Linked DNA regions of Homo sapiens: region 1 is linked to region 2. Evidence: read pairs that join two places in POLR2A ChIA-PET (ENCODE). Cell type or tissue: HepG2. All regions are shown on one strand. Each heading gives the region's core, and the rest is flanking DNA. Links, peaks and the distances in the headings are about the cores only. Region 1 overlaps GSN (gelsolin). Region 2 overlaps RAB14 (RAB14, member RAS oncogene family).

The links. ChIA-PET counts read pairs that join two places held together with the same protein. Peaks named below come from ENCODE experiments on the same cell type or tissue, not always from the same donor. Only the 100,000 strongest peaks of a DNase experiment are listed, where the experiment ranks them.
Region 1: POLR2A ChIA-PET joins it to region 2 with 5 read pairs; 3 of 35 experiments call an interaction of 5 or more read pairs at or near these places.

Annotation. Positions count from the first base shown.
Region 1 is chr9:121,293,658-121,296,568 of GRCh38, forward strand. All of the region lies in intron 2 of GSN (gelsolin), which reads left to right. Among named protein-coding and RNA genes, the nearest start is that of GSN-AS1, 9.6 kb to the left of the region's middle. RefSeq lists an enhancer at 732-1,354. In HepG2, for the core only: no CTCF peak of the experiment used is centred there; a DNase peak (open chromatin) is centred at 1,724; H3K4me3 peaks cover 1,118 bases.
Region 2 is chr9:121,182,153-121,185,063 of GRCh38, forward strand. RAB14 (RAB14, member RAS oncogene family) reads right to left here. Exons shown (of 8, transcript NM_016322.4): 6 at 1,159-1,246; 7 at 778-808. Among named protein-coding and RNA genes, the nearest start is that of RAB14, 18 kb to the right of the region's middle. In HepG2, for the core only: no CTCF peak of the experiment used is centred there; DNase peaks (open chromatin) are centred at 1,699 and 2,539; H3K4me3 peaks cover 967 bases.

The DNA.
Region 1 (2,911 bases), core at 220-2,719, 110 kb after region 2:
GCTGCACTCCAGCCTGGGTGACAGAGCGAGACCCCATCTCAAAAAAAAAAAAAAAAAAGAAAGGCATTTTTAACCCTATCTTACATGTAAGGAAATTGAGGCTCAGAGAGATAGAAACTTATCCAAGTCTCTCTTTTAACAATAAAAGCAGCCTCCTTTATATGTGCTTATTCTGTACCAAGCACTGTGCTAAGCCCCAAATGTTCTTTACCTTATTAAATTCACACAACTACCCTAGGAAAAAAGTATTATAATCCCCGTTTTATAGATGAGGAAACGGAGGCTCAGAGAGCCAAAACAACTTGCTCAAAGCCACACTGCTAATAAGTGATAGACCGGGGACTTAAATGCAGGCATTTCTGGTGGGAGCTCTTTCCACGATCACATAACAGAAGGTTGCTCTCTGTTTTTCTCCCTCTTGGAAAGTCCTTCCTCTGCAGAGCAGGAAGCTGCCTCCTGTGGCTTCTCCTGCTCATTCTGGCTTGGGTTGGGGCATTGTAGACCCTGCCTTCCCCTGCAGCTCTGCAGAGCCTGTGACTCTCCAAAGTCTTCTGCTGGTTCCACGGTCCCAGCATCTGCAGCCAGGCCTCCCTGTCTTGTTGTGGATTTGCGTTTGTGCCTGGGCTTCCCAGGGGTGGGTGGTGGGGTGCTGAAGGGGCTAGGACAGTTATTTGCAGCCCTGGCTACTGACCCACCACACCTCTCAGGGCCATTTCCTCCCCGAGAGAAGGGGAGACAGACTGCTGAAGTGGGTCCTAGCAAGAAGGGCCCAGAGCTCATACCCATGGCCAAATCTGGCTGCTTCCAGGACATGGGGTCAGGAAGTAGCAGGGCCAGGCCCCTCCAGATGTCCAGCCCTGGGTCCCAGCACTAGGTGGGGCTGGCTCCGGAAGCTGGGAAAGGACCATGGCTTTGGTCCCTGAGACAGTTGGTCTCCTGGAGTTGGCTTCAGCCAAGCCCCGCTGGCCATCTCCCCAACAGCTGGCCACTCCCAGGATGGACTTGGCCAAAGCAGAAGGCCAGCCAGCCCCGATGGGGAGCACTGCTGTGTCATGGAGACCCAGGCCTCAGTTCTGGCCTGGTTGTTGAGAGACCTGAGTTCTAGATCTACTCTGCCAGGCACTTGTTTGACTTTGTGACCCTGAAAAGTCACCCTCTTGTTCTTGGTGTGATCATCTACAAAAGAGAAGACAGACTAATGAACACTGCTGCTAATAAGTCCTGCTCTGAACAACATACTCCAACAGTCTCACTTCTGTTCCCCCAAAAGTCCTGCAACTGGGCATCACTGTCCCTGTTTACAGATGAGTGACCTGAGGCTCAGAGAGGGAAGGTAACTTGCTCTGCCTTACACAGCCCAGACCTGAACTCTAGCGTCTCACCGTGAAATCTGTAACGTTTCTCCCGCACCATCACATACCGAAGGCAGGCGTCTGTGCAGAAAACAGGCTGCTCAGAAAGAAGAGTGCTTACTTTTGGCGAGCTCCTGTGCGTCACATCCTGGGCTTCCTCACTGCTCCATGCTCTAGGTACCATTCTCCCCCTTTTAGAGATGAGGAAACTGAGGTCTGGATTGCAGAAGCTGAGTCCAGATTCGCAAACCTGTCCACAGGGCTTGCCGGAACTTTTCCAGGCCCTGTTCAGTTCCACTGGGTTTCATAACTGGCTTCTCTGTTTACTGACCATTGTCCCAATTAGCAAAATCCCTGGTCAGAAGGGCGGGTGCTCCTAGGAGGACCCAGAGAACAGCAGTGAGCCAAAAAGTAAATAGACTCCAAGAGAGGGCTTTCCATGAGTGGCTGGCTGCCTGGAAAATCAAGAACAACAGTGTTTGGAGTGAAGAGAAAAGAACAGGGTGGTGTCTTCCAGGCCCAGCCAAGGCCTTTTTGTACACTGTGGCTGGGGATGGAAGGGGCGGGGGAGGCCACCTCCTCTGGTCTCTGGTAGGGGGTCCCGCAGACATACAGAGACCAAGGTTACAGAGGAAAGGAGGGCCCAGAGCTGGTTGTGTTGTGGAGGTCCTGGGTCAACTACAGGGGAGGGAGGGGTCCCCCAGGGGGACATGGGCTGTACAGCCCCCATCCTGTGGCAGACACAGAGAATCTGCCTACTGTGTGCCTGGAGCTGGGCAGGATCCAGGAATAGCCGAGATCAGAGGTCAAGGAGATCTCCGAGGTGCACAGAAGCAGAGACCAGGACATGCTCATGTACTGAGTTGGTAGCAGAAGGGCTGCCTCCAAATCAAAGAAACCATGCCAGACCTGAGTGCCATGTGGCTCAGAGGGCAGGTGCCACAGCCAGTCCTGCACTAAATGGCCACAGCCTGGGGATCTTCCAGGCCTTTGGCCTGGGCAGTCACATCAGGTGTGTGAAAGGCTAGAGGGCTTTCCCGGTGTCACCTCCTGCCCTGGCCTGGGAAGTGTCGTGGGGACAGCTGCTCCGGAGACTCCTGGCTGCCAGGCTTGACTTGGGCTTGATTGATTTAGCCTGTTACCTGGAAAGGGCACTGCTGCTCCCTGCCCAGGTCAGGTGGTGCTAGGAGCTCCTGCTTGGTCTCCGCAGACAGAGCCTGGGCTCTGAAGCCAGTCAGACTTGTGTTTGAATCTTGGCAACACCTCTTTCCAGTTGAGTGACTTGAACCTCCCTGAGTCTCAGTTTCCCAGGCTGGGCCCAGAGGTGAGGTGGCATGCTGCTATCAGTGACTGCAGTGCCTCCTTCCTCAAGTCAGGGGCTGTGGACTGTCTGATCCAGAACGGCCTGCAGAGGTGACCTGGCCGAATGTACCCATTTTACAGATGGAACCCTGAAGCTCAGAGACTTGTAGGTCCTGGATTTGGTTGTACAACCAGTATCTGGTACTGCTTGGGCTAGGAAAGAGGCTTCGAGTCAGAGCATCAGGCCCTACCCTGTA
Region 2 (2,911 bases), core at 322-2,821:
GTATGTTAATACACACCATGACAATTCAGATAGGTCATTTCTGTGATAACAGAGAGGATACTCCAAACAGAAATGAAATCTCTCTGAACATGCTGAAAAAAATTCCAAGAATAATATGGTCTGCTCAGCCAAGCATGAACTGAGCTGTTTTTAATCGGGTAATGGTGACATAATCATGCTTAGCCACGTTAACACCTCCATTCAGTTTTCTTTGGACTAATAGCACAGCTGAGACTAAACGAAAACAGGTTAGCCTCTCCTCACCACAAGAAATTTTTGGCCTAATAAATGAAGAACAATGATGGGTGTACCACAGTTCAATAGCAGACATGGAAGAACAATTAGAAAATGTTCACTATGCTTCTGAGTAGACACTATTCCCTTAAATCATGCTTTTTAATGTGATCAGAAGTATTACAGGAAGAACAGATTGACCAAGCTTGTCTGAGATGCCAAACTCAACCTCACTTGTGAAAAGTCAAACACTGTCATTTGGGAAAAGTCAAACACTTTTGAAATGTAAACAAAGTTTCATTTATTAACCTGGGTTACCAACAGGCATAATCAAGGTACAATCTTTTAAGTAACAAAAATTCATATTATTTTGAAATGTAAAAAAGGAAGCAAAGAGATGTTTGCTGTTCTTCCTGCAGTAAGCATTACACATTTATAGATAGTACTTTATATGTGTATATACATTATATACTTTTCATATATACGGTTCTACTTTGAGAAACTTGAATATAATTGAAATATCTGTATTTTGGTCACACTTACGTTTTTGCACTCGCTTCGAGGAACAATAAGCCTAAAAATAAAATTCAGACTATAATTAGGACACTTCAAACTAACTCACAAGTGCACTTCTTTAGTAACATCTGAAAAAGTTTCCCATCAGTTTTTAGTACTCCTCCCATAGTATTTTATGAAAAAGTATGTAAGTTTGAGGTGGAGAGCATCTTTATATTTGTCACTAAATAACTGTACTGCTCCAACATAAATCACACAGAAATAGAAACACATTGTTACTTCCTCATTCTTGAGATTTCTGAGTCTGCATTTAAAAAAAAAATGCAAAAAAAAACCAACAAAACTGTCAAGCCCACCTTTCCTTAAAAATTCTCCCAATTGTGACCATTAAGTCTTAAAGAAACTCACCATTTTCTTCAGCAAACTGTTTGGCTTCTTCATATGTAACATCTCTCTGTGCCTCCAAATCTGCTTTATTTCCTATGAGAATTATTACCTAATTTGTGATCAAAAGAAAGACACCTTGTAACAAAAGCAGTAATTTAAACCAACCATGCAAATTCTGAAATCCAAAAATCTTGATAGAAAAAATGACTGGGCCTAAAAAGAAAACCAAGTACTAGCAATTATCCACTAGACAGGGCTACAGATTCATGAAGTCATTACTACAAAGGACCTTAGCAATGATCTAGGTCAGGGGTTGACAAACTTTCTGTAAAGAATAAATACTATATTCTTCAGGTTTGTGGGCCTCATATGGTCTCTGTTACATGTTCGTTGCTGGGTTTTTTTGTTGTTGTTTTTAACAACCCTTTAAAAATTTAAAAATCATCCTTAGTTCACAAGCCAGTCAAAAACAGGCTGTGGGCTGAATGTGGCCCACAGGCCATACATACTTTGGTGACACCTGGTCTAGTCCAAAGATTACGATATAGCTGAGTAAGATTACTAAGGGTTCATGGACAAGCTCCAGGGGATCTGTAAATACCTTGAAATACTGTAAATACTGTAATTGTGGGCATTCCCTAGAGGAGAAGATTCATGGCTTCCATCAGGTTTTCAAACAGTTCTGAGATCCTCAAAAAGTTTGAAAGCCACTAGGTTCAACTCCTTTAGGCTATCAGTAAGGAAACTGAAGCTCAAATAAGGCAAAAGGACTTGCTGAAGGTCACTCAGTGAGTCAGTGGTAGGAGGACATTAGATCTCAGGTAGAAACCCAAACTGAGATCTTGAGACAAATACTATCCTACCCCACACTATCCCTAGAAAGGATTGAGTTTATAGTTAACAGTAACTGATAAGAGATGTCTATGTGTATACACAAGGGGCAGCTGGGAGTAGGGGTTTGGGGGCACGTATGCAGTAAGTTCAAATCCAAGGCAAAATATCACCCACCAACCTATATCCACCTTGGAACCATTCATACAAGTGAAGTTAGGCCAAAGTTAAAGGCAGCTCTGCAAAGTTGTAAGAAAAAAATATGTACCCTTGGGAAACAGCAAAGGGCTTTGGCCTTTACCTGGGGTGGGGAGGGGGGTTATGGATAAACTGTCTTTGTACATTTATGAGCTTATTTGACACCAACTGGTAAAATCCTTCCCTTTTTCCCCCTTCCAAACAGATATGGTAATCTAGATATGAACACTTTAGGAATGGATGGTTTCAACTAAAAGGCACTTCAGCCATTAACTTTTTTTCATGTAAAATTACAGCTCCTGGCTCTTCCACTTTCAAAAATGTGTGTCCATAAACCAAATAATCATTTTTATCTGAATGTAAACCTCATGCAAGGACAGTTAAGTAGTACAACAAAAGTGAGCATTCTTTAAACAGTGTGGACAAAGTGCCCACTGTGAAGGGGAAGAAACTTTCATATACTATCCATTAGTATTTTAAAAGAATAAAATAATGATACTTAAAAAGGAAATCAATTTATAAAAAATCAAGTCTGGTAAAGCCACAATGACTAGCATAGGGCCATTACAAGATAGGTACTCAAAACAAGAAATACTGCCCTGCTCCTGATTCCCTATGAATCTCCAAATAAGGCTTCTTATCTCCCTGAAAGGGAAGACATAAAGTGGCATGCTAATTACAGAGATACAAAACATGCCCACAACAAAATGGTAGAGAACACAACTTCTACACAGAAATCAAGGGC